Regions from separate parts of the Homo sapiens genome. Here regions 1, 2, 3, 4, 5 and 6 are each linked to region 7. A link is a contact called in ENCODE Hi-C or POLR2A ChIA-PET data. All regions are on one chromosome and are shown on one strand. The core of a region is the stretch at or near the end of the contact, and the rest is flanking DNA. Distances in the headings are between cores, read along the strand shown.

The links. A loop is a pair of places that touch in the nucleus more often than their neighbours do. ChIA-PET counts read pairs that join two places held with the same protein, here RNA polymerase II (POLR2A). Pooled maps may share reads with other maps.
Region 1: a loop to region 7 is called in a map of naive thymus-derived CD4-positive, alpha-beta T cell, with 13 times the contacts of the local background. The contact joins the promoter of MYPOP here to the promoter of INAFM1 in region 7. A Hi-C loop is called at or near these places in 1 of 168 maps with a recorded cell type or tissue (naive thymus-derived CD4-positive, alpha-beta T cell) and 8 of 50 pooled maps. POLR2A ChIA-PET finds 5 or more read pairs at or near these places in 1 of 52 experiments (WTC11).
Region 2: a pooled map shows a loop between it and region 7 (7-fold over the local background). The contact joins the promoter of FTL here to the promoter of INAFM1 in region 7. A Hi-C loop is called at or near these places in 4 of 50 pooled maps. POLR2A ChIA-PET finds 5 or more read pairs at or near these places in 2 of 52 experiments (GM10248 and GM12878).
Region 3: a loop to region 7 is called in a pooled map, with 5 times the contacts of the local background. The contact joins the promoter of FBXO46 here to the promoter of INAFM1 in region 7. A Hi-C loop is called at or near these places in 1 of 50 pooled maps. POLR2A ChIA-PET finds 5 or more read pairs at or near these places in 2 of 52 experiments (H1 and activated T-cell).
Region 4: a pooled map shows a loop between it and region 7 (11-fold over the local background). The contact joins the enhancer-like site here to the promoter of INAFM1 in region 7. A Hi-C loop is called at or near these places in 1 of 37 single-sample maps with no recorded cell type and 8 of 50 pooled maps. POLR2A ChIA-PET finds 5 or more read pairs at or near these places in 2 of 52 experiments (Caco-2 and activated CD4-positive, alpha-beta T cell).
Region 5: a loop to region 7 is called in a pooled map, with 11 times the contacts of the local background. The contact joins the promoter of PPP1R15A here to the promoter of INAFM1 in region 7. A Hi-C loop is called at or near these places in 8 of 50 pooled maps. POLR2A ChIA-PET finds 5 or more read pairs at or near these places in 2 of 52 experiments (GM10248 and WTC11).
Region 6: a loop to region 7 is called in a pooled map, with 16 times the contacts of the local background. The contact joins the promoter of QPCTL here to the promoter of INAFM1 in region 7. A Hi-C loop is called at or near these places in 5 of 50 pooled maps. POLR2A ChIA-PET finds 5 or more read pairs at or near these places in 2 of 52 experiments (GM10248 and activated CD4-positive, alpha-beta T cell).

The regions. Positions count from the first base shown.
Region 1 is chr19:45,900,337-45,903,892 of GRCh38, reverse strand. MYPOP (Myb related transcription factor, partner of profilin) reads left to right here and starts at 1,280. Exons shown (of 3, transcript NM_001012643.4): 1 at 1,280-1,323; 2 at 2,068-2,618. The coding sequence starts at 2,120. RefSeq lists silencers at 588-667, 1,228-1,277 and enhancers at 928-1,037, 1,468-1,517.
Region 2 is chr19:48,963,395-48,967,174 of GRCh38, reverse strand. It overlaps FTL (ferritin light chain), which reads right to left and starts at 1,866. Exons shown (of 4, transcript NM_000146.4): 1 at 1,566-1,866; 2 at 1,259-1,405; 3 at 769-894; 4 at 296-592. The coding sequence starts at 1,667. The coding sequence ends at 440. RefSeq lists enhancers at 1,577-1,626, 3,176-3,285, a silencer at 1,877-2,036 and a cis regulatory region at 2,967-3,467.
Region 3 is chr19:45,729,012-45,732,567 of GRCh38, reverse strand. It overlaps FBXO46 (F-box protein 46), which reads left to right and starts at 1,672. Exons shown (of 2, transcript NM_001080469.2): 1 at 1,672-1,719. RefSeq lists enhancers at 1,345-1,474, 1,565-1,674 and a silencer at 2,523-2,817.
Region 4 is chr19:48,490,892-48,494,330 of GRCh38, reverse strand. It overlaps LMTK3 (lemur tyrosine kinase 3), which reads left to right. Exons shown (of 15, transcript NM_001388485.1): 12 at 222-637; 13 at 2,792-2,927; 14 at 3,086-3,223. Among named protein-coding and RNA genes, the nearest start is that of LMTK3, 19 kb to the left of the region's middle. RefSeq lists an enhancer at 1-415 and silencers at 428-477, 668-1,147, 977-1,168, 1,168-1,377, 2,957-3,036 and 1 more. Within about 2 kb of position 1,375, at least 26 of the 41 ENCODE cell types and tissues checked have a DNase peak (open chromatin) inside an H3K27ac peak, as active enhancers do.
Region 5 is chr19:48,870,206-48,873,956 of GRCh38, reverse strand. PPP1R15A (protein phosphatase 1 regulatory subunit 15A) reads right to left here and starts at 1,536. Exons shown (of 3, transcript NM_014330.5): 1 at 1,306-1,536; 2 at 1-732. The coding sequence starts at 723. RefSeq lists enhancers at 249-298, 143-753, 679-768, 1,429-1,538, 1,649-1,708 and 3 more and cis regulatory regions at 1-469, 629-1,129, 1,316-1,889.
Region 6 is chr19:45,691,416-45,695,197 of GRCh38, reverse strand. QPCTL (glutaminyl-peptide cyclotransferase like) reads right to left here and starts at 2,532. Exons shown (of 7, transcript NM_017659.4): 1 at 2,288-2,532; 2 at 1,642-1,785. The coding sequence starts at 2,494. It overlaps SNRPD2 (small nuclear ribonucleoprotein D2 polypeptide), which reads left to right and starts at 3,245. Exons shown (of 3, transcript NM_001384647.1): 1 at 3,245-3,311. The coding sequence starts at 3,310. RefSeq lists enhancers at 1,825-2,375, 2,901-3,030, 3,041-3,170, 2,989-3,709.
Region 7 is chr19:47,272,773-47,276,299 of GRCh38, reverse strand. It overlaps INAFM1 (InaF motif containing 1), which reads right to left and starts at 1,415. Exons shown (of 1, transcript NM_178511.6): 1 at 577-1,415. The coding sequence starts at 1,380. The coding sequence ends at 952. It also overlaps a transcript of CCDC9 not described here. RefSeq lists silencers at 1,044-1,493, 1,854-2,113, 2,724-3,033.

The DNA of each region.
Region 1 (3,556 bases), core at 31-2,530, 1.4 Mb after region 7:
ACTACAGGCATGTATTTTTTTTTTTTTTTTTTTTGAGACGGAGTCTCACTCTGTCGTCCAGGTGGAGTGCAGTGGTGCAATCTCAGCTCACTGCAACCTCTGCCTCCCGGGGTTAAGCGATTCTCGTGCCTCAGCCTCCCGAGTAGCTGGGATTACAGGCATGCACCACCATGCCCAGCTAGTTTTTGTATTTTCAGTAGAGATGGGGTTTCACTGTGTTGGCCAGGCTTGTCTCGAACCCCTGACCTCAGGTAATCCGCCCGCCTTGGCTTCCCAAAGTGCTGGGATTACAGGCGTGAGCTCCACCGCGCCCGGCCCAGGCTACGGATTTTAGCTTTTATGTTCATTGTACCAGGAACTGTGTAAGTGCTCATGTATATTTATTGAGTCGATGAATGAAGCACCAATTGTCGAATGACCTTGAGGACTCCTGCAGGATGCTAACGAACACACTTCTCAGCCGGACTGAGCTCCATCATCCTGCCATGCGGCTCACCCCACCTGCGTTCTGGCTTCATTCCTGTCTCCATGCACTTGCTTAAAGTCGTGCCGGCGTCAGGATCTCCCTTCCTACCAGCCAGGAAGCTCTTCCCTCTTATTTTCCCCGCTCCTCGAGGTAAAGGTGCGCACAGAGGGGCCCCCAAGGCGTGACTGGAAGGCTTGTGGGTCGCTATGGTTACTGCATCCGCCCGGGGCGGGACATCCCCAGGACGCCCAGCCTCTAGGGGTGCGAGGTGGGAAGCTCTGGAGCGGCCCAGCGCAGGGGCGGGCAAGCCAGGAGGCAAAGCGGTTTCCTCACGCCTCCACCCCACCCACACAGTTGTCAAGGAGACAAAGCGCTTCCCTTCAGCGCTGTCTCCCTCCCCTTTGGTTAGAGGGCAGGGTGGGCTGGAAGACTGTCCGAAAGGTTGGGTACTGGCGCGCTCCCAGCATCTCTCCCATCCAAGCTCGCAACGCCTGCGCCGAGACCCGGTACCGGGTACAACCCGAGGCACGCGCATGCGCGCGATGGAGTTTTTGCGCGTGCGCCGTTGTGGCCCCAGGAAGCTGGGGTACCCGCGCGGCGCTAACGTTGCGGCTGCGCAGTTGCGGCCTGCTGGTGGGGCTCGGCGGAGCGCAGTTCTGCGCCTGCGCTGTGCTGGGGTAGGTGGGAATGAAACCCTGGCGGTAAGGGCATTGGGGCCGACTGGCCCTGGGCGCGCCTGCGCCTTGGCATGCGGGGCGGCCGGAGGCGGGGCCGAAAGAGGGGAGGGAGGGAGGCGGGGGGTGGGAACAGGCCGCAGAAGCCCGAGCCCTGACCCACCGGCGGCTGCGGCGGAGCCGGTGAGTGACCCGTGGCCCGACTCGGTCCCCACCCTCCGCGACCTTCGCTCTCCCTGCCGTCCCCCGTAGCCTCCGTTGTCTCCTTGTGATACGGGACCCCCGTTATTTCCAGAGCTCCCCTTAATTTCTGGCAATCCCCAGAGCCCCCACAATCCTCGCAGACCCTGATCCCTAATATTTGATCGTTCCAGCTCTTCCAGTGATACAGGAGCTCCCACCTCACCATTATTCCTGGACATCCCTCTAAGGGCCCTTCTCATATCGGTCTTACAGACGCCCCGTTGCCCCCTAGAGCCCCTAGAGCGCCTCCTCTGCTCCAGATTCCCCCCTTCTTGCTGCATCCCCCCTTCCGCATCTCCTTATCTTCATGCATCTAAGACCCCCCCGAGGCACCCCCATCCTCCCTCCATTTCCTATCCTCCCGTGCCCCCATTCTCTAACTCCTGCAGACACCTCCTCTCCTCGCACTTTTCCTCCTTTCCTTCCATCCCTCCAGACCCTCCCCCAATTTCTATCAACTCTTCAGCGTGGCACTTCGCGCCGCGCGAAGTCCGAGCCAAGCGCTCAGCCGGTGTCAGCTACTCTTAGGCGCTTCCGACTTACCCGGGTGCCCGTCGCCCCCGCCCGCCCCCCGCCCCCACTCCTGCCCCCGGGGACTAAGGAGCTCTCGGCCCGGCGGTCTGGGAGAGGCGGCGGCGGGGGGACCCCGAACCCCAGCCAGCCCCGTGCGCCCTTTGCCCGCAGCGCCGGCGCCCCCCATGCGCCAGACGGCAGGACGGCGGCGTCGGGGGGCGCCATGGCCTCGGCGGCGGCGGGCGAAGCGGAGGAAACCACCCGGTTGCGCAAGCCGCGCTTCTCATTCGAAGAGAACCAGATCCTGATCCGCGAGGTGCGCGCCCACTACCCGCAGCTCTACGGCGCGCAGAGCCGTCGGGTGAGCGTGGCAGAGCGGCGGCGCGTGTGGGACGGCATCGCCGCCAAGATCAACGGTATCACCAGCTGGAAGCGCACGGGCCAGGAGGTGCAGAAGCGCTGGAACGACTTCAAGCGCCGCACCAAGGAGAAGCTCGCTCGCGTGCCGCACTCCACGCAGGGCGCCGGGCCCGCCGCGGAGGACGCTTTCTCCGCGGAAGAGGAGACCATTTTTGCCATCCTGGGGCCAGGTGTGGCGGCGCCGGGGGCAGGTGCTGGGGCGGAGGAGCCCCCTGCGGCCCCCTCTTCACAGCCGCCGCCCCCAAGCGCCTGCCCTCAGCGCTACGTGTTGTCGGAAGACCGCCGGGAGGACCGACGTGCAGGTGAGTGTCTTCAGAGTAGGCTGTGTGCCTGCGCTGTTGCAAGCCTTTTACATGTCTCATCAAAGCCTTGCTGCAGCCCTGTGAGGTGGATGCTGTCCTTCGCCCCATTTTATAGCTAGGGAAACTGAAGCTCAGAAAAATGAAATGACTTGCCTCAGTTCCGATAGCTAGTAACTGTCAAGAGCCAGGAATGGAACCAGATTTAGGAGGCCTGACTCAGGTCCACACCTGGGGTCATCAGCACAGGCAGGATTTCATTAAATGCAGTGTCGAGTAGTGACTCTGGAGGCAGGCTGCCTGGGCTCCGATCACAACTTTGCCACTGAACTGTGTCATCTGAGTAAGTTACTGTACTTCAGTTGCTGCATCTGTAAAATGGAGATAAAAATAGTCTGCACCTCAAAGCGTTGCTGTGAAGATTAAATGAGCTAATATGGGTAAGTTGCTTAGTTCAGCACCTCCTCAACTCTCATTGTTAGTTCTTGATAGAATCATCAATGCGGTAAGATGCATACTATTTCACTATTTCATAAATAAAAGACTCAGACATGTTTGGTAATTTTCCCAAGGTCATGCCTTGGATAGAGGTGTGGAGAGCTGACTACAGAAACTTCCTGCTTAGCCTTGATTCTGGATTATTTCTTCTACAGCCGTTCCCTGAGCACCTGCCCCATGCTCGATGAGGTTGGGGACACATGGATGACTGAGCCAGTCTAGTAGGGGGGTGGGGAAGACGGTGATGACTTGAGGGAGCAGGGCTGGGGTAGGGGATCCCAGGGACTGTGGGAGCCCAGAGAGGGTTTCTGATTTCGGTGGGGGGGGGGGTGGTCCAGGAGGGCTTCCTGGAGGAGGGGACATCAGAGCTGAGATGCAAAGAGTAAGAATGAAGAACTGGGAAAGTATTTTTGGTAGAGGGAACAGCATGTACAATGGCTTGG
Region 2 (3,780 bases), core at 617-3,116, 1.7 Mb before region 7:
ATCACTCGTTAAATAGGGCTGTTTCTGGCTGAGACCTAACATCTGTTTCTAGATACCAACCTAGGTCTTAATTCAACTCCCTGGAGTCTATCTCTACCATCTGGGAGGGACAGTTAACAGCCAGGCAAGCAGAGAACCCTCAGGTTCAACACTACCCAGATAGCCTCTTGTCTTAGGACAGTTAAGAAAATGGGAGATGGGGCCAACTCCTCTTTCACTGGCATCCCAACCCAGCCAGAAGCTTTATGAGAACAGATCCCACCTCATCTTCCACACCACACACAAAACCACCAGCTGCATCAAAAAGCTTTATTTCCATTTGGTCCAAGGCTTGTTAGGATAGTTAAGAAAGCTGCCTATTGGCTGGAGGGAGAGGCTTAGGCAGAAGCCCTATTACTTTGCAAGGGGCCCTTCAGAAGTCGCTGGGCTCAGAAGGCTCTTAGTCGTGCTTGAGAGTGAGCCTTTCGAAGAGATACTCGCCCAGCCCAGCCTCCGGGCCACCCAGCCTGTGGAGGTTGGTCAGGTGGTCACCCATCTTCTTGATAAGCTTCACTTCCTCATCTAGGAAGTGAGTCTCCAGGAAGTCACAGAGCTGAGAGAGAAGAGGGAGAAATTAGAAACCCAATCCCTGGAAAAGAGGGGGAGAGAGCAGCCAGTTGCAGATTAAAATGTGACAGGTGTGAAATGAGGCTCTGAAGGAAATTTGCCCAAAGGGAGCAGAGGCTTGAGGGGTATGGTTGGGTAGCCATGGATGCAGCGGGTACGTACATGGGGGTCCGTGCGGGCAGAACCCAGGGCATGAAGATCCAAAAGGGCCTGGTTCAGCTTTTTCTCCAGGGCCATGGCAGCTTTCATGGCGTCTGGGGTTTTACCCCACTCATCTTCAGCTGGCTTCTATATAGAAGGGAGAAATGGCTCAGAATACACACACTCGGCACATAGAACTAAACCTACATTTCCCAAGAGTCGTTGGGGGTCAGAGGCCCAGGCCACAAAGACATGTGACAGCTTGTATTTATCACTCTCCGCACCCTGTCCTAGCTCTTACAGCTATACGTCCCTAAGACCACGCAGCGGTGTGGACTGCCGCGTGTTGTGGGCACTGCACGAGGTGCGCCTCTATTTCCAGCGGTTAAGAGGGCTCACAAGACCGAACTCAATCTCCCAGAAGCCCACGCGACACCTACGCCCTCAAATCAAGGCTCCTCGCGCGCACGGCCTGCTGGGAGATGTAGTCCATTACCCACACACTAGTTACCTTGATGTCCTGGAAGAGAGCGCGGCCGCCACGCTGGTTTTGCATCTTCAGGAGACGCTCGTAGCCCTCGCGCTTCTCCTCGGCCAATTCGCGGAAGAAGTGGCTCACGCCTTCCAGAGCCACATCATCGCGGTCGAAATAGAAGCCCTACGGGAAGAGATGGAGGCAACAATGGTTAGCGGGAGGCGAGGCCAAGGGGACTCCGCCCTCTGTTTACCCGACCGCACAAAGAAGGCTGGCGCGTGCAGTGAGGGCCGGAGGTGCGCAGCTGGAGGAAATTAGGGCCAGGGGCGTCCTGGGGACTCACCAGAGAGAGGTAGGTGTAGGAGGCCTGCAGGTACAAATTGACCAGGCTGTTGACGGCTGCCTCCACGTCGGTGGAATAATTCTGACGAATCTGGGAGCTCATGGTTGGTTGGCAAGAAGGAGCTAACCACAAAAACGGTGCTGGCAGGTCCCAGAAGCAGGAGATGGCCGAGAAGATGGTCCCGGAGGTTGCAAGCGGAGAGGAAATCGGAGGGCGGTCGGAGGCTGGAAGAGAGTCCCCGGATCTGTTCCGTCCAAACACTGTTGAAGCAAGAGACAGACCCGCGGGACCGCCGAACTGCGAGGGGACGTGGCTAGGGCGGCTTCTTTTATGGTGCGCCGGCCCTCGGAGGCAGGGCGCTCGGGGAGGGCTAGCGGCCAATCTGCGGTGGCAGGAGGCGGGGCCGAAGGCCGTGCCTGACCAATCCGGAGCACATAGGAGTCTCAGCCCCCCGCCCCAAAGCAAGGGGAAGTCACGCGCCTGTAGCGCCAGCGTGTTGTGAAATGGGGGCTTGGGGGGGTTGGGGCCCTGGGGCTGATTCTGGAAATGCAGGGGTTCGTGGGCGGGAGGGTGGGGGCTGGGGTCCCTCTGGGAGGCTAGAGTTTTATGGGAGCACTAACAGCCCTGTGAACTGATGACCCTGGGGTCCTGGGGTGCCTCGGGAAAGTAAGATTCTGGGGTTTCCGAGGGCATGGATTTTTCTGGAACCTTGAGTGGGGGGAGGGGCACCTCAAAGGTGCAGGGAGGACCTGTAGTTGCCTGAGGTTTGCGCTGCGAGATAAGGAGTCTCCGGATCCTTGGGAAGCTTGGAAGGCTGTGAGGTGTTATTTCTGGACCCCTGGAGATCTCTGGAAGATGGAGTGTTGCGGGGACTGGAGTCCTGGGATTTACAGGGGTGGGGGTTCACGATGCAAACTCTCTATATTTTGGAGCCCTCCCCGGGGAAATCTTTAGGTTCTTGAGGTGCTCTGCAAGTTGGAAAGGGCAGTTATTCTGGAGCCGTGGGTTTCACCCAGTGCGGGAAGCCCAGGAGGAGCATTGTATGAGGTAGGGTGACTTCTGGAACCCTGGACAGCCCTCTGGAACCCTCCAAAGATGGGCTGGGACTTTGGGGATACCTTGGAGCTCTTTCAGGGGCCCAGGCTTTTTCTGGGAGTGGAAATGGGGAGGAATGAAAAGTCTGTTTTGAGCTTTGCGGTGTCTCTGGGATTGCATTTCCTGGAGGCTGTTTTGGAGACAACTCACAGACTTCGAGAATTCTCCGTGGCCCTGAACAGTGTCTCTGAAGTTGCCCTCGTGTCTTGCCTGACGTGTGCTCCTTCAGGCCCACAAAGAGAAGCCCTGCGTTGTGGACAAACAGTCTGGGGACCTATGGACGAGACGTCTGTCTTCGACTAATGCATATTTTTTAAGTGGGCCTGGTCCACGTTGATTTCTGGGAGACGGAGTCGGCGCAAACCTTGACTCTACTTAAGTGCCCTGATGGAGGCAGCCCGTGCGCTGGGCAGGGAGCTGAAGCCACTGGGGTGTGGGGTGAGGTCAGGCCCTGCCCTACAGAGGAGCTGCTCCGAACAGCCCAGGCGGGGCAGCCCCTGACCGAGGGGATCTGCAGATGCCCCGCCAGGCCGGTATCTGGGGTCCTTGTTGCAGGCAGCGACTGCTGAGTCATGCTGAGCTCAGCGCGGGAAGGGGCCCCCGCGGGGACGGATGGGGGTGGGGCCACTCGCTGACCTCATCCCCTTGGCACTCCCCGACTTTTTTGGTGGGACCCTCAGAACTAGACCTGGCTCAGACCCAAATCGGGCCCCCTACCCCAAGGTCCCCCCTTGTTGGAAGCCGGCTGTGTGCTTTGTCTCCGTGTCTTTTTGGTTCCCATAATTTTTTTTTTTCTGGGATCCTGCCTGTGGCCATATTGTCCCCTCACTCTGGGTGGTGGCTCAGTGTACACTCATTGATCCTCTGCCCCTCTCTCTCCCCTGACTTGGGGTCTCTGGGAAGAGTCCATGGAGGAGGGGCAGCCGTCCAAAGCACCCCGTTGACTGTGGGGCCCGAGTTACTCATTTACCAAATGTCATACCTCAGCCCAGAGACCTTTAGTCGGCCGAGAGGGGCCTTGGGGCCCATAGGTGGAGGGAGAGGAGGGGCTGAGAGAGACAGGATCTGAAGACCATAGAGAACGTGGGGTGGGGAGACAGAGGCCCAGAGAAAAAGAGAC
Region 3 (3,556 bases), core at 423-2,922, 1.5 Mb after region 7:
AATAAAAGATTTGGGCTTTTTTTTTTTTTTTTTTTGGTAGAGACGAGGGTCTCACTTTGCTGCCTAGTTTGGTCTTAAACTCCTGGACTAAAGCCAGTCTCCCGGCTGAGATTATAAGCATGAGCCACCGCACCCAGCCTGGAAAATACGTCTTAAGGGGAGATGATCTAACGACCTAGTCAAGAGTAGAAACCCTGAAATCCAATACATTTCAGTTCAAATCGTTTTCTTGGCTGTGTTGCCAGCGACAAGAGGCTTAATCTCTTTCTGCCTTATAAATTTGGGATTGTAATTCCTACCAGGGTTGTCTGTAGGGTGTCTGGCATATAGTTCCGATGCAATAAATATTTACTGAACACATGTTTACGCTGTTCTAGGTGCTTGAACAAGGTACACAAAGATCTCTGCCCTCCTGGAGCTTCTTCTTCTTCTTCTTCTTTTTTTTTTTTTTGAGACGGAATCTCGCTCTGTCCCCCAGGCTGGAGTGCAGTGGCGCGATCTCGGCTCACTGCAAGCTCCGCCTCCTGGGTTCACGCCATTCTCTTGCCTTAGCCTCCCGAGTAGCTGGGACTACAGGCACCCGCCACCCAGCCCGGCTAATTTTTTGTATTTTTAGTAGAGATGGGGTTTCAGTGTGTTAGCCAGGATGGTCTTGATCTCCTGACCTTGTGATCAGCCCGCCTCGGCCTCCCAAAGTGCTGTGACTACAGGCGTGAGCCACCGCGCCCGGCCTTCTTTTATTTTAAGAGGCAGCAGGGTCTCATTCTGTCGCCCAGGCTGAACTGCATGGAGGGCGGTGGTGTAACACTAGCTCACTGCCTCGAACTCCTGGGCTCGAGCGATGTGGAGCTGCTATTCTATGATGTGGACTAACTCCTAATGTATGGGACTTTCCTTCCTCCTAAGGCTTAATTTTCTCATTTGTAAATCAGGAGGTAAGAAAGGAGGGGACGGGCCGGGCGCGGTGGCTCACGCCTGTAATCCCAGCACTTTGGGAGGCCGAGGCGGGTGGATCATGAGGTCAGGAGTTCAAGACCAGCCTGACCAACATGGTGAAACTCCGTTTTTACTAAAAATACAAAAACTAGCCGGGCGTGGTGGCGGGCTCCTGTAATCCCAGCTACTCAGGAGGCTCAGGCAGGAGAATCGCTTGAACCCAGGAGGCGGAGGTTGCAGTGAGCCGAAATTGCGCCACTGCACTCCAGCCTGGGTGACAGAGCAAGACTCCGTCTCAAAAAAAAAAAAAAAAAGAAGGGGATGGATGGGAAGGAGTTTGGAAAAGCACAAGGAGCTGTTAGCTATTGTGTTGATCGGCACAAATGAATCAATAAATTTGCTCTTCCCCAACTCTCCACCCCTCACCAACACCCTATTGCAATATTCTCAATTCCCTTCCCAAGGGCCTCGGGCAAAAATGGAGCCCTCCTGGCTAGACTCCATCTCCCAGCGCGCCCAGCGGGGAAGCACCCTGCGCTTGCGCTGCCAAGTCCTCCCCGGCTTTGTCTCCCGGGAGTTCGAGTCGTTCTTTTCCTCCGCCCGCCTAATTTGCTTCCTACCCCACCTCCAAGCTTGACCGTGCTGCCTTCTGGGGGATGTAGTCCGTGGCTGCCCGGACTTCAATTCCCAGCGGGCTTCGGGACGAGAACCCGGAAGGGGAGGCTGGAGAGGAGCGAGTGGGGGAAACCCGCGTAGCCGAGGGAGATGCAGCGCGCGGCGATGGTGAGAGCCCAGGCGCGGGCCGGGGGCGCTGGAGAGTCGGGACGGGGGTTCGGGACCGGGTGACGAGGGGGAAGAGGCAGGGGCGAAAGAAGGGGCTGGGTGAGGGGAGATTGCCTGGGGGAGAGGACTGGGAGGAATGGGAGCCGGAGGTAGTAGTAGAAGAATGGTGGCTTGGGGAGGGGTCTTGGAGGTGGGGTGGGAGTGGAGCTTTGGAATTGATTGTAAAGGGGCTCAGAGCTGGGGAAGTGGGCCCCGAGTTGGAGACTGGGCTGGACATCCAGGTAGAGGCCCTGAAGGGGTCGATTTCGATGGGGGCTTAACCTGCGGCGAGGGTATGAGGATCAGGGTTAGGATGAGTGAGGGGGTCTGGAAGCTCCAAGGGACAGGCGAACGGTGGACGCAATGGGTTGGGGCCTCTGGATCGGATTGGGGGCAGGAAGGCAAGTTGAGGAGGTAGGAGGGAGAAATCAGTGGTAGGATAGAGTGTGGGTTTAGGCTCCAGGACTGAGGGTGGGGTAAGGAGCGTGAAATTAGGGGCCTGGATGTAGTGATAATTTCCCTAGTCCCGCCAGAGACTCCCGGTAAGCTGGACAGGCACAGAACTGTAGGATAATACGGCCAGAAAGGGCCATCGAGACAGGCTTTCGCACCCTCACTTCCCCGGTGGAATTTAGAAGAGTGTAATGGTTTATCCCTATGAGAAGTACAGCATTCATATCCCCTATTCTTCCACCCCTTTGTGCCATGGACAAATCTGTGAGCCTCAGTGCCCTTATCTGTAGTATGGGAACAGCAAGCATGCCTCTGAGAACAGGGTTAAAGGGAGTCATTAAAATCGTTACTATTAGTGGGAGAGCTGGGCTGTGAAGTTTCAGTCTCAGAGCTGTTGGTGGGAAGTTCTCCGCCCCCGGAATGTGACTGGGTTACAGGTGCTAATGGATTTCCTCCTTTCCAGTCCAGTCCCAGAGGCGTTTTCTCAAAAGCTGGCACTGATCTGGGCACACACCCCAGCTCAGAAGCATGTAGGGGCTCCCCACTGTGGATTACAGCTAACGCTTATTGTTTTACAAAATGCCTGGCCCTGTCCTTAGCTGTTTGTACACATTAACTCATTTAATTCTGATAACACCCCTGAGGGGTAGGTGCTGTTATTTTCTCCATTTTACAGAAAGGAAGCAGAAGTACAGAGAAATTAAGCAACTTTCCCAAGGCTATCCAGCATTAATTGCTAGACTCAGGATTCCGATCTTGGCAGCCTGGCTCAGAATCTGTGCTTTCAGCACTATAATTTAGTCCTCTCTCCATACTGAAATATACAATGTGATGAGTAGAGACAGCGAACAAAGCAGTCTAGAATATTAGTTCTGCCATTTACTTGCTATATGACCTTAGGCAAGTCTTTTATTTATTTTTATTTATTTATTTAGAGACAGTCTCCCTCTGTCACCCAGGCTGGAGTGCAGTGGTATGGCTAACTGTAGCCTCTGCCTCCCGGGTTCAAGCGATTCTCCTGCCTCAGCCTCCTGAGTAGTTGGGATTACAAGCATGTGCCACCACGCCCTGGCTAATTTTTGTAGTTTTAGTAGAGACAGGGTTTCTGCATGTTGGTCAGGCTGGTCTTGAACTCCTGGCCTCAGGTGATCCACCCGCCTCGGCCTCCCAAAGTGCTGGGATTAACAGGCGTGAGCCATTGCGCCTGGCCCTATATTTATTTTTATGGTTTTTTGTTTAGTTTTGTTTTGTTTTTGAGGCGGAGTTTCGCTCTTGTTGCCCAGGCGGAGTGCAATCTTGGCTCACCGCAACCTCCGCCTCCCGGGTTCAAGCAATTCTCCGCCTC
Region 4 (3,439 bases), core at 126-2,625, 1.2 Mb before region 7:
GCGGCTTAAAGCCGTTGGCACTGGGGAGCTCTGGGGAGGTTGAGCACTGGAGAGGACCTTTCCCACCCTGCCTGGAGAAGCCCTGGTGCAGCCCTTCCGTTCACAAAGTGGGTGCTGAGGCCCAGATTGTGCGGGGGTCTTATCTGAGGCCACACAGCTAGGTGGGAGGGCCTGCCTCAGTTTCACCGGGACAGGGGCTCACCAGGTCTCTCCCCTCGCAGCCAGGCTCTCCCGGCTCTCGCTGGCGCTGCCGCCGCTCACGCTCACGCCATTCCCGGGGCCGGGCCCGCGGCGGCCCCCGTGGGAGGGCGCGGACGCCGGGGCGGCTGGCGGGGAGGCCGGCGGGGCGGGAGCGCCGGGGCCGGCGGAGGAGGACGGGGAGGACGAGGACGAGGACGAGGAGGAGGACGAGGAGGCGGCGGCGCCGGGCGCGGCGGCGGGGCCGCGGGGCCCCGGGAGGGCGCGAGCAGCCCCGGTGCCCGTCGTGGTGAGCAGCGCCGACGCGGACGCGGCCCGCCCGCTGCGGGGGCTGCTCAAGTCTCCGCGCGGGGCCGACGAGCCAGAGGACAGCGAGCTGGAGAGGAAGCGCAAGATGGTCTCCTTCCACGGGGACGTGACCGTCTACCTCTTCGACCAGGTGCGGAACCCGAGAGGGCGCGGTTTCGGGGTCGCGGCCTGGAGGGAGCAGGAGCCTAGAGCCGGGAAGGGCCTGGCGGGAGGCCGAGCTTAGAGTTGGGCGGGGCCTGGAGGGAGGCGGAGCTGGAGTGGGGCGGGGCCTGAAGGGAGGCCGAGCTAGGGTGGGGCGGGGCCTGGAGGGAGGCCGAGTTAGAGTGGGGCGTGGCCTGAAGGGAGGCCGAGCTGGAGTGATGCGGGGCCTGGAGGGAGGGCAAGCTGAATTGGGGTGGGACCTAAGGGGAGCCCCAATCTAGAGTGGGGCGGGGCCTGGGGCGGGGCCGAGCTAGAGTGGGGCGGGGCCCAGGGAGAGGGCGGGCTGGGGGGCGGAGCCCAGGGCGGGGCCTGGAGGGAGGTCGAGCCTAGAGGTGCAGGGCCTGGGGCGGGGCCTAGACGAAGGCTGAGCTTAGGGTGGGGCGGGGTCTACAGCAGGGTTTGAAGGCAGGCTGAGCCTAGAGCGGGGGCGGGGCCTGGAAGGAGACCGCGCCTAGGATCGGGACAGAGTCTGGATCCGGGCCTGAGGGAGGCCAAGTCTGTGGCGCGGCAAGAGGAGGCCTGGAGAAAATCCAAGGCTGGAATGGGGGCGGAGCCTAGGGCGGGGCGGATGGAGCAGGGCGCGGGAAGGGCCTGAGGGGTGAAGGCGGGGTCTGGGGAGAGACTGGTCAGGGAAATGGGGCGGGACTAGGAAGATGGGAGGAGGCTTTGAGTGTGAGGGCAGGGCCTGGCAATGGGGCAGGGCCAGGAGTATGGGCCGAGCCTAGAGCTGGGGCGGGACCTAGGGTGAGGGCAGGGCTTGTGACGGGGGCGTGGTCTAGAGGGCGAGGAGAGGTCTGGAGAGAGAGTGTGGGTCTGGAAGGAAAGAGGGGGTACTGGGTAGTCAAGTATGGGATCCTGGAGAGGCTAGGGAGGAAGTGTTGAGAAGAGGCCTGGATGGTGAAGGGGCCTAGTGAGAGTTTGGGCATGGTTTGTTGACTAGAGTTCTAGTGTCTGTAGGCTGGTTCGGGTTGGAGCAGATCTTACCCACTAGGGAAGGGCCATGGCTAGGCTGCAGGTGGGCTTCAGAGATGGAGCAGGCAGTCTTAACGTATTCTGGGGTGAGGTCAGGGATGAGCGAACCTAACGACTGGGACGGGTCTTTAGAGAGATGGGTTGAGGAATGTGTTAAGAGTTAGGCCTGTCCCGGGTGGCTCACGCCTGTAATCCCAGCACTTTGGGAGGCCGAGGCGGGAGGATCACTTGAGGTCAAGAGTTCGAGACCAGCCTAGCCAAAATGGCGAGACCTCGTCTCTTAAAAAGAAAAAAATTATCTTGGTGTGGTGGTGCGCATCTGTAGTCCCAGCTACTTAGGAGGCTCAGGTGGGAGGATCGCTTGAGCCCAGGAGGTTGAGGCTGCATTGAGCCATGATCACAACACTGCTCTCCAGCCTGGGCGACAGTGAGACTCTGTCTAAAACAAAAAGAAAAACACAGGATATGGTGTTGAAGAGAAAAAGGGAGGGCGAGTGGTGCTGAGGAACTGGGACCTTGTCTAGATGAACCTGGGGCGGGCATACTGGGCTGAGATTATGAAAGGAATGGAAACAAGGCCAAGAACTGGGGCCTGGGCCACTGAAATGTTTTCAGAGGGGTGGGACTTGGAGGGCGGGAGCAGGTCTACTTCTGAGGGAGGGCTCAGGGGCAGGGTCACAGCATCCAGCACGGCATGCGCTCAGGATGGGGCAGGGGTTGGGAGGGCCACTGGAGCAGGTCAAGATCTCAGAGGTGGGTGGGACTGACGTGGACGGGGTGGGGCTTATGGAGATCGCTTTGGGTTAGGGGATCCGGTGGAGGCCTCACGTTAATGAGCCAGGAGAGAATCCCTGCGTTGGGCTACTTAGCTGTGCGCGGGGCTCCGCTGTCAGGAAAGGAGCCTCTGGCCAGGTTGAGGTTAAGGCTGGCCCAAGGCTTCGAAGCCAGATTAGGGGCTCCAGCCACCTCTCCAGAGCGTGCGAGTCAGTGATTACAAATTGGGATTCCTAGAGCCCCAGAAATATTAGCCGGTTTTGTTGCTTTTGGGGGATGCGGTAAATGGGACGTGAAGGTTTGTCCCCTCTGGCTTCCCCCTAATCTGCCTTCACAGGAGACGCCAACCAACGAGCTGAGCGTCCAGGCCCCCCCCGAGGGGGACACGGACCCGTCAACGCCTCCAGCGCCCCCGACACCTCCCCACCCCGCCACCCCCGGAGATGGGTTTCCCAGCAACGACAGCGGCTTTGGTGAGGACGGGCCCTATGGGGCGGGAGGGGGCGGGAGCCATGGGGCGGACGGGGCGGGGTCTATGGGGTGGGAGGGGCTTGGTCGGGAGGGGCGGGACCAGAGGGCGGGAGTGCCGCAGGTGTCTGCAGCCTGACCGCGGTCTTTCCTTCTGCCGCAGGAGGCAGTTTCGAGTGGGCGGAGGATTTCCCCCTCCTCCCCCCTCCAGGCCCCCCGCTGTGCTTCTCCCGCTTCTCCGTCTCGCCTGCGCTGGAGACCCCGGGGCCACCCGCCCGGGCCCCCGACGCCCGGCCCGCAGGTACCATATCCTCGGCCCTGCCCCCTCCTCTGCCCATCTCTGTCCCCCTATGTTCCACTGCCAACTTCTTGTGACCATCTTTCAATGTCCCTGCCTCTCTCTTCCCAGTCTCTTCTCTCTCCCCTCTCAGTCAACAGACACCCCACCCAGCTCTGGAACCAGCTCAGACCAGGCGACGTCCATCAGACGGTCGTAGGCAGGCAGGCCGGCCGTCCC
Region 5 (3,751 bases), core at 287-2,786, 1.6 Mb before region 7:
TTTACTTCTTTCTGTTCTTTTATCCTCCGTGGCTTGATTCTCTTCCTCCCCTGGGCAAGACACCCAAGTGCTGGGCTTGGATCCTGGAGACAAGGCAGAAGTAGAGGTTCTGTGAGCTTCTTTCTTTACAGCTTCTTCATCGTCCTCCTCCTCCACGGCTGGACAACACTCCCGGTGTGATGGTGGATAAGAGAACTTGTTAACTCCCTCCTCTTCAGCAACTCCCTCTTCCTCGGCTTTCTCCTCCCCTGGGTTCTTATCAGAACCTTGCAGTGTCCTTATCAGAAGGCTGGGAGACAGGGGAGCACGCTGGCCATCTGCAAATTGACTTCCCTGCCCTCTAGGGACACTGGTTGCCTCTCGCTCACCATACATGCCATCATCATCATCCAAAAGTCCCCAGGCTTCAGGAAGGGAACTGCTGGTTTTCAGCCCCAGTGTTTCTCTGTCCTCTCCAGGGCCTCCACTGTCTTCAGCCTCCTCTTCAGGGCGTCTGCCCCAAGGGGTATGGGGGATTGCCAGAGGAGTCCTAGCTTCTCCCTCCAGGCCAGCTTCTACCAGAGCTGCTCCTTTTACTGCTTCCACCAGCCAGGGCTCTAGAGGTCCCAGGCCCCTCAGGCGGCTCCAGGCGCGGCTGAGGAGGCCCATCACTGGGGACAGGAGGAAGAAAGGGTGGGCATCCCTCCACGGGGTAGCCTGATGGGGTGCTTGGCCTGGGGCCATGTGTCTGGGCTGGAAAAGGGGGAGAAAAAAATAAAGTTTAGGGGCCATTTAGAGGATGGCATCCGGGCGTGACTATGAGTCATAGCAACGGAAATAGTAACACAACTATTGTAAATAGCAACGCGAGAGTCCCAAATTCCTTTCTGATCTCGGCCACGCCCATCTCTGTCCCTTGGCTCTGTTCTTATCTCTCAATAGCCAGGAGTCTGAGCCCCTAGTTCTGCCTTAGATCCAAGGGTCCAAGCCCCCAGCCCTCTCTTTCTTCAGACGCAGAACTCCCAGTCCCAAGAACCAAGAACAAAAGTCTTTACTTGCTTCCCTTGGCGACAAAGTCATAGTCCCTAGCTCTCTCATTCTGCTGAAGATTGACAAATCAAACCCTCACACCCTCCTCCCTCGCAGACTGAAACATTCTGACCCGACCCCCTACTTGGCAGATGATTCCTTCACGGGGGACCCAAGAATCTGGCTTCCAGATCCCTCCTCCCTCAGGCTCAGGACTCCAGGCTCCCAACCCCTTCTCCTTTCTAAATCCGGGCCCCCAGCCCCGTGGGGACCCAGGCGTTCCGACCCCTTACTCACCGGCTGGGAGCTGCGCGTCACCCCGGGGGCAGGAGCGCCGGTTCGGTCTGCCAGAAGCGATCACAGGTCCGGACGGTTAGGGAGGCCAGCGCGTTCATCTCACCCTCAGGCGTCGGGCTCCGAGTAACTCAGAGTATCTCCGGCTGCCTCAAGTGCCGTGGCGACAAGCGGGCGCGGGGTCGTGCAGCGTCTTGCATAAGATCAACAACTGGGATGGGAACCGATAAGAGCAACGAACACAATGGCCACTAGGCTTTTATAGCCTACCGCGCCCGGCGTGCTGACGTCACGAAGAGAGGCGGGGTTTCGAGACCGCAACCCGAAGGGTGGGAAGTGGAAGTAAGACAGGACTTCTCGCGGAGATTCCAGCTTTTGCAACGTCACGGCGGAGTTTCCGAGCGTGACCACGCCCCTCCAACAAACGAACTGTCAATCAAATGCGTGGCCCTGCTTCAACAGCGAGCCAGTTCTCTCTCAGCTCAGGGTCAATGCCTTCCCACCCCAATTTATTTATTTATTTAGTTAGTTATTTTGAGGCGGAGTTTTGCTCTTGTTGCTCAGGCTGGAATGCAAAGGGGCGATCTCGGCTCACCGCAACCTCCGCCTTCGGGGTTCAAGCGATTCTCCTGCCTCAGCATCCCGAGTATCTGGGATTGCAGGCATGTGCCGCCACGCCCGGCTAATTTTGTATTTGTTTAGTAGAGACGTAGTTTCTCCATGTTGGTCAGGCTGGTCTGGAACTCCCGACGTCAGGGGATCCTCCCGCCTTGGCCTCCCAAAGTGCTGGGATTGCAGGCATGTGCCGCCACGCCCGGCTAATTTTGTATTTGTTTAGTAGAGACGTAGTTTCTCCATGTTGGTCAGGCTGGTCTGGAACTCCCGACGTCAGGGGATCCTCCCGCCTTGGCCTCCCAAAGTGCTGGGATTACAGGCGTGAGTCACCGCGCCCGGCCTATTTATTTATTTATTTATTCATTATTTATTTTTCTGAGACGGGATTTCACCATGTTTGCTAGGCTGGTCTCGAACTCCTGACCTCAGGTGTTCTGCCTGCCTTGGCCTCCCAAAGTGCTGGGATTGCAGGCGTGAGCCACCACTCCAGGCCTATTTATTTATTTGTTATTTTTTATTTTTTTATTTTTTTTTGAGATGGAGTCTCGCTCTGTCACCGAGGCTGGAGTGCAATGGCGTGATCTCGGCTCACTGCAACCTCCATCTTCCGGGTTCAAGCGATTCTCCCTCTTCAGCCTCCGAGTAGCTGGGATTACAGGCACGCACTACCACACTCAGCTAATTTTTTGTATTTTTAGTAGAGACAGTGTTTCGCCATGTTGCCCAGGCTGTTCTCGAACTCCTGAGCTCAGGCAGTCTGCCTGCCTCGGCTTCCCAAAGTGTTAGGATTATAGGCGTGAGCTACTGCACCCAGCCTATTTATTTTTTGAGTAGGCGTCTCACTCTGTCGCCCAGGCTGGAGTTCAGTGGCGCCATCTCGGTTCACTGCAACCTCCACCTCCTGGGTTCCAGCGATTCTCCTGCCTGAGCCTCTGGAGTAGCTGGGATTACAGGCATGTGCCACAATGCCTGGGTAATTTTTGTATTTTTAGTAGAGACAGTGTTTCGCCATGTTGACCAGGCAGGTCTTTTTTTTTTTTTTTTTTTTTGAGACGGAGTCTTGCTCTGTCGCCCAGGCTGGAGTGCAGTGGCACGATCTTGGCTCACTGCAAGCTCCTCCTCCCTGGTTCTCGCCATTCTCCTGCCTCAGCCTCCCTAGTAGCTGGGACTACAGGTGCCCACCACCACGCCCGGCTAATTTTTTTTGTATTCTTAGTAGAGACGGGGTTTTTCACCGTGTTAACCAGGATGGTCTCGATCTCCTGACCTTGTGATCCACCCGCCTCGGCCTCCCAAAGTGCTGGGATTACAGGTGTGAGCCACCGCACCCGGCCGACCAGGCTGGTCTTGAACTCCTGACCTCAGGTGATCTGCCCGCCTTGGCTTCCCAAAGTGCTGGAATTACAGTTGTGATCCACTGTGCCTGGCCTCCTACCCCAATTTAGCCCACAGGCCCCAGCCTAGAGTCTCCCATTTTCTTTTTTTTTTCTTTTCTTTCTTTTTTCTTTTTCTTTCTTTTTTTTTTTTTTTTTTTGAGACGGTGTCTCACTCTGTCACCCAGGCTGGAGTGCAATGGCATGATCTTGGCTCACTGCAACCTCCGCCTCCCGGGTTCAAGCAATTCTCCTGCCTCAGCCTCCTGAGTAGTTGGGAGTACAGGAGCTTGCCACCACGCCTGGCTAGAGTCTCCTATTTTCACATGTGGTTGGTTTCCTCCCCGAGTGCGAGGGTGTCATTGTTCCCATTTCACAGATGGGGAAACAGGCTTGGAAATGAAGCCACTTGACCAAGATAGTCACAGCAGGGTCCAGATTCCTTGCAAATGAGAATGAGG
Region 6 (3,782 bases), core at 1,283-3,782, 1.6 Mb after region 7:
TCTCCTGACTCAGCCTCCTGAGTAGCTGGGGTTACAGGCGCCCCCTACAACGCCTGGCTATTTTTTGTATTTTTAGTAGAGATGGGGTTTCACAATGTTGGCCAGCCTGGTATTCGAACTCCTGACCTCAAGTGATCTGCCTGCTTCAGCATCCCAAAGTGTTGGGATTACAGATGTGAGCCACTGTGCCCAGCCCCCTACTCTGATTAAAATCATTCCCTTGACAGTGCTGGTGAGTACCTACTGGGTGCCAGATGTTGGGGAGACCCCACCTCTTGAAGCCAGCAAGACTCATCACAGCTTACCCTTAAATAGCTCTCACTGTGTGCTAAGCCCTCTTCTAGGAACCATTTAGGGGAGGGACTGCCAATACATGACCCCATTTTACAGATGAGGAAATGGGCTCAGAGAGGTTAAGAAACTAGTCCAGGCCGGGCGCGGTGGCTCACGCCTGTAATCCCAGCACTTTGGGAGGCTGAGGTGGGCGGATCATAAGGTCAGGAGTTTGAGACCAGCCTGGCCAATATGGTGAAACCCCGTCTCACTAAAAATACAAAAAATTAGCCAGGCATGGTGGTGCACACCTGTAATCCCAGCTACTCAGGAGGCTGAAGCATGAGATTTGCTTGAACCTGGGAGGTGGAGGTTGCAGTGAGCCGAGATCGCGCCACTGCACTCCAACCCAGGCGACAGTGTGAGACTCCATCTCAAAATAAAATAAAATAAAATAAAATAAAAAAGAAACCAGTCCAAGGTCACAATCTAAGTGGATGAGGTAGCATTGGGACTCAGGCAGTATTTAAGTGACTTTTTTTTTTTGAGATGGAGTCTCGCTCTGTCACCCATGCTGGGGTGCAGTGGCGCAATCTCAGCTCACTGCAGTCTCCGCCTCCTGGGTTCAAGTGATTCTCGTGCCTCAGCCTCCCAAGTAGCTGGGACTACGGGTACCCACCACCACGCCTGGCTAATTTTGTATTTTTAGTAGAGATGAGGTTTCACCATGTTGGCCAGGCTGGTCTCAAACTCCTGATCTCGAGGGATCTGCCTGTCTCGGCCTCCCAAAGTGCTGGGATTAGAGGTGTGAACCACTGCGCCTGGCCTTTAAATGACTCTTCATGCTTTCTGGAAGACAACAGATACATTACAGCACCAGCTCGGAGCCAACCTGTTTGGGTTCAACTCTAGGTCTATGATTTTCTAAACATTGGGTCTCACTAGGTTGACTAGGCTAGTCTCAAACTTCTCAGGTGATTCTTCCACCTTGGCTTCCCAAAGTGCTGGGATTACAGGCATGAGCCACTGCACCCGGCTAAGGTCTACTACTTATTATCTGTAGGATTTGTGCAATGTGTATAACCTCTCTGAGCCTCAGTTTCCCCATCTGCATAATGAAGATCATATTGGTACCCACCTTATAGGGCTGTCTGTTGCCTATGCCTAGCACACAGTAAGCTTTTGGTGGGGGCATTAAGGGGGGCAGTACAGCCTGGTGGTTTGTTACCAGCATGGAGTCTAGAGTCCGATTAACTCCAGTCAGAGCCCCAGTTCCTCCTCTTAGCTTCTTTGGGATCTTGAACAGGATTCTTATTTCCCATTCCCTGGAGGGCTAGGGGGTCAGGGACTGGAGGTGGGTCCCTTTACCTTTCTGACTTGGAGATTTCCCGGGCTGCCCGGGGTTCGCACAACCAGCAGGGGGCGCAGATAAGTGCTCCAGAGACGCTGTGGATCCAGTTGTCCCACCACCCTCCGCAGCCGGGCTTCGGGGAGGCTTCCGATCAATGGGACCTTGGGAAGGAGGTGGGATAGGGAAGGGAAGAATGAGAGCAACCCCCCCATTTCAACCCTACCCCGGGCGCCGTCACCCGCGAGGAGCCCCGGGTTCTCTTCCTAATCTGCCGCCTCCAGCATCGGAGACTTCTAGGATAAATCCAAGGCTCAGGAAAAGTCCTTCCAAGACCATCCGGTCCAGCCTACCTCAAACTTGATGGGGAAATCGAGGCCCAGTGAGAGAGAGGGGAGATGGAGGAAGGGACTCTTCCAAATAGTTGACTAAAGGCGTAGAACCCTGAACCCCCCCGTCTTACTATTTCAGACCTTTCCTCTTAAAAGGAAGCTACTGTTGCAGAACCAGCCCGAAGCCTTATTCCTTTGGTAAGGGTCATGCGCTCAGATGACGAAGACGGTGGCATCTGCGGTTAGGGCCGTACGCTAAAGCCACGTCAACCCTGGGTAACAGCGGGGAGGGAATGAGGGTCCCCGCGGTGCCCGGGTCCCCGCCCAGCCTCACCCGCAGCTCCCGGCCCAGCGGCAGCTCCTCAGTCCTGCGGTGCCAGCCGCTCCAAATGGTGTAGAACGCCGAGCCCACGGCCAGCGCCAGCAACAGAGGCAAGAGCCGAACCCGCGGTAGCAGGCGGCGCTTCGGCGGCAAGAGTGGCTCCATGAGGCCACGTTCCCCCAGCCGCAGGCGGGGTCGCCCGCGGCCCCCGGAACGCATGGCCGCTTTGCCCTGAAACCTGTACCAGACCACGGATTGAGTTTAGGCCCAGCCAAGTTCCTCCCCATGGAATCGGTGGGCCAATAAGCAACAGCTGCGGCTGCACCAGCCCACCCCACAGCGAGCAGCGAAACCAATAAGAACTACGGTCCTGAGGACACGCCTCCCAGCCTCCCTTAGGTATTGGGGTTGGTTCCCCTGAGAATGGCACGACCCAAATGGGAGCGCAAGAGAAGTAGGCTCCGCCTTAGCGGAGGAGGGAAAGCCAATGAACAGCGTTTGATCATGGAAAATATTCGATCTCCCGGGCGCAGGTCCATGCCCCTTCCGGATGTAGGCAGGGGATTGGTGGCGCAGGGTCGGAAAGATCAGTAGATACGTCAGTAACGCGTCCCAGAGGGAAGAGGGGCGGTGCCTGTCTCCGAAGCGAGGAGCGGATTGGCTTCACGGAGGCCGCGCCCCCGAAGTCACGGCCGGCGGGCATTTGGAAATAGCTTGTCATTTCCCTCCTTCAACCTGTACCATTCTTCAAGAAACGGTTTGAATCAGACTGCCTTTCCTTTTGTCTTCATTGTCATAAACATCTGCCCCCGTGTGGTTCTGACTGGCCGCGAACCCCTACCCGAAGCTTTTATTCCATCATTGTGCACCGTTGGTGGGGAATGCTGTGGCAACAGGCCACGCCTCCACTTACTGGTTGGCTTTGCGCAGGCGCCAACGGAAGTGGGTCGCAGGAAGAGGAAGTCCCGCCTCTCTCTCCTCAGGCAGCAGCAACGCGGAGGAAACGGGAGTGAACGGAGAGCGTAGTGACCATCATGTGAGGCCGGGCTAGGCTTAGGCGGCGGGAATGAGGTTGAGGGTGGATATTTGACCGATTGAGTGTGGGAAGGGTTGAGCAGAGCGGGGGGGGCAGGGGCAGATGTTTTAGGGATGCAGCGTCCTGCTTTTCTCCTGATGAGTTTGAGAACGGGCGTGGGGCCTTTGACGCATCGTGACTTCGGGAGAGGGGACAGCTTTATCAGATAACGCCCTGGGCTGGGCGCGGGGGCTCATTCCTGTGATCCCAGCACTTTAGTAGGCCAAGGCGGAGCATCGCTGGAACACAGGAGTTCGAGACTAGCCTAGGCAACATAGCGAGACCCCCGTCTCTACAAAAAAAAAAAAAAATTTAATTATGAAAAACATGTTTTAAACGATAACGGGAGTGGTCCTAGATAATTAGTCCTATTGAAATGAATGTTAAGGGGCAGCGATTTTACGAATACTGGGGGAGGCCGAGCGCGGTGGC
Region 7 (3,527 bases), core at 166-2,665:
TGCCCAGAAGCTAGACCTCAGTTTCCCGGCCTTGGTTTCCTAGCAGCGCCCCAGGCCAGAGGCTGCACCAGTCTTCCAAGGCAGCACAGCGCTTTGGTCATTGGCTCTGAGATTTCCAGACAGGCTGAGAAGCAACACCACCGCCGCCGCCATCCACTCTCATCTCTCTGACCCCAGGAAGTGGGCCAGCATCGTTCCCTCTCGGCAGCCAACTGAGATCCCTGGGTGATTCAGCCTCTGTCCCTGACATGATAATTACACCAACAGCAATTCCCAGAACCCCAGCTATTGTCCTATATCACCCCACCCCTCCTCTTGTCTCCTGTGCTGTAACACGAGGGCAGACACTCTGCTTCTCCCCAGAGACATTTGTCCTTTGCTCCAAGCACACAAAAAACTGGGAAGCCCTTCCCACTGTCTGACCTTCAAAGGCCCTGCTGCTGCTAAGCTGCTTCTCCCTACTCCAAGAAAAGAAGAGCTCCTTAAGGAAGGGGAACAGCCCACCCGGGACAAAACAGACAAAGGCCACACCCCAGGAAGGTCTTTCCCACACAAACTTGGGAGGGGAGGCATCTCTGCAGACAACAGGACAGACACAGCACGAGGCAGCCGAGGCTGTCGTTTATTGCAGATGGACACGGATTCAGGGAGGTGAAGAGGCAGATGGGCTGTGGGCTCTGTGCTCAGCATCCCACAGCAGGAGGGGCAGGAGACAGAGCTCAGGATGGGATCTTCCTGATGGTGGAGGACCCGGCCTGACCACAGAGTAGCTGCAAGAGGCAAGGCCCCGAGCTGACACCCCCTGGGCCCCCATTCCGCGGGATGACGGCTCCAGAGACGCTGAGCGATGTCATTAGGAAGAAGGCCGGACCAATCCAGAGACGGTGCATCCTCGGCGTGGAGCACAGAGCTCTCGAGGGCTGGCGATCCGGGTTGGGGTGGAAGGGAGAGTTACCCGGGTCTTCGCCCCTCCGCGGCCTCTGGCGTCTCTCTGGGTGTCTGGCGGCTCGGACGGCGGTCAGGGTCGCTGTAGCGGCGGCGGCGGCTCAGCGGCAGCTGGAGCTGGGGTCGCGGCCCGCCGGGGACTCCCAGGAGGCAGGAGAGGGAGGCAGCGGCGGGCGCCGGGACAGGCGGCACGCCCGGGCGGGCAGCACACGGAGGGGACGGCGCGCTGGGCTGTGGGCCGGCGGGTGCCGCGGGAGACCGCGTGGGTACCCAGATGAGACCGTAGTACACGGCGAGCAGCACGGCAGCTAGCGAGACGCAGAGGAAGTAGGCGCATACCGGAGCCAAGCGCAGCCAGCGCCCCCGCGGGCCCTCGCTCAGCCCCGCGCCTCCGGGGCTCTCGGCGCCGCCGCCCACGCAGCTGGTCCCCCGCATCCCCGCAGCCCACTCGGCTCCGCGCCGCAGACCGCACAGGCCCCGCCCCCACCAGGCCCCGCCCCCACCCCGCAGACCGCCCCGCTCTCTAAACCGCCCGCCTCCGGCCCCGCCCCCGCCAGCATGGTCACGCCCCCACGCGAGCTGCCGCCTCCGCATCCTAGGCCCACCCCCTCCAGCCTCCGCCCCACCACCGACAGGCGGAGGTGCTACCCCGCCCCCCTCGCTCCAGCCCCGCCCCCGCGCTTAGCCCCACCACCCCAATCACCGCCTCCTCCCGCCACAACACGGTTCTCTTCCCAGACTCGGACTTCATCCAGCCCAGGCATCTAGCCCGCCTCGGAGCCCGCCCCCTCGTCCCGCTCAAGCCCTGCCTGGAGCCCTAACCCGCCCTGTGCCGCAGCCAGTCTCACTTCTCTACCTGTCGGACTGCTCTACTCCAGTGCTCGAGCCCTGCCCGCTACGGCCTCTGGCTCCCACACTCTAGTTCCGGAATCCCCGCTCTCCTCCCGCGCGGGTTCCCGCGCGACACCCCGACCACGCCCCCGCTGACGGCCCCGCCCCATGCCCATGGCCAGAGCCCCACCCGCGCGCGCTGACCCCGCCCCCCGCTCTAACTCCGCCTGTCAGGATTCCGGCCCCGCCCAGGCAGCCTAGCTCCGCCCCCGCGGGACCCGCCTCCTCCAGCACACTCTCAGCCCGCTTTCAGGTATCCTCAGCACCTCAGGCCCCGAGGTTCCAGCTCCGCCCCTCACCGCAATCGCGCCCCTTCTCCCAGCTCCTCCCCAACGGTCAGCTTTTCCCTCTCCCTAGAGCCAAGGGGTCCAGACTAGGCTCTGGGGTAGAAAGAACACAGCCTGGAAATCCAGATAAACCCCTCCTCACGCCCCCTCCCCATCAAGGCGGGGAAGCTTCAGTCCCCTCCCAGCAGCGTCTTCAGGAATTCGGGGAGGCCTGCGGGAGGGGGGAGGGAAGACGGATCAGAAGGGTGGAGGAAGACCCCTTCCTTCCGCCTCTTCCGCCACAGAAAAGCCCGCCAAGCACAGCGACCCAGCCTGCCCCCTCCAGAAACACAGTTCAAGGGTGAGCGGAAGCACTGCGTTTAATACGACAGGGCTGGCGCCCGAGTAATTCAAGCCCTTCGGAAGTGTCACCGGCTGCCAGGCCTCGGATGCAATCCTGGAGGCGGGAGATTCGGCCTGAAGACTGGCTCGAGCCGCCCAGGGCCTCCATGGGAGACTAACGCGGAAGCGTCCCAGCCGTCCCAGTGCCGTGACGTCCCCCGTTGGTGGGGCCTGCACCCGACTACTGCCCTGGCCCCGCCCGGCTCGCAGACCCTGGCTCCTCCCCCCTTAGATTTAACCCTCTCCTGGCTGGAGTGTGGCAGAAGCAGAGGACAGAGGAGCGAGGCGGTGGGAGGTTAGTGCAGAGCGCGGAGGCCGCGGTCCGGCGGGCGCGGTCAGCGAGCGGCCCCCGGCAGCGGAGGGGCCGCCACCACCTTGCAGAAACGCACCCTCTGGAAGTCGGTGATCTCCGCCGTCTCCTGGCCTTCGGGGCCTGCCTCTGAGGAGAGAAGGGGCTGAGTCAGCGGAGGGGAGCAGTCTTCCCACCTCCCCCCCGGCCCAGCACCCCTCCCCCGTCTAGCCACGTCTCTCATCCAGTTCGAGCCCTTGCCACAGCAGGCTCGGCGCTAAGCGGTTTACGGGGCCCAGACTAATCCTCTCAGCGGACCCACGCAGCAGCAAACACTCCCAACATAACCGTTTACAATCGAGGAAACGCGGGTGTGGCGAGATCTGGCTCCCGACCAACAAGTGGCCCAAGACAGAGGGTCTGGGCCCCCGCGCCACCCAAGGCTGCAAACTGTCCTCTCCCACCCCCGCCCCATCTCACGGCCTTCATCAACCTCCACCAAGCCAGTCCTAGAGGACCCGCCCTCCCCTTTCCTTCGCCAACGCCTGCTATTCTAACCAGTCCTTCCTTGGCTCTGCCCCCAAAATCCTAATCCCACTCTGGGGGAAGGGGAGGCCATCTGAGATTCGAAATCTTACTCCTACGGAGTGTAGGTGGAGAGGGGCTTGGCCTCTTGCTCGCACTTCGTCGGTCCCAAAATGCTGATCGGGTACGCATGTCTATTCTAATTTGCC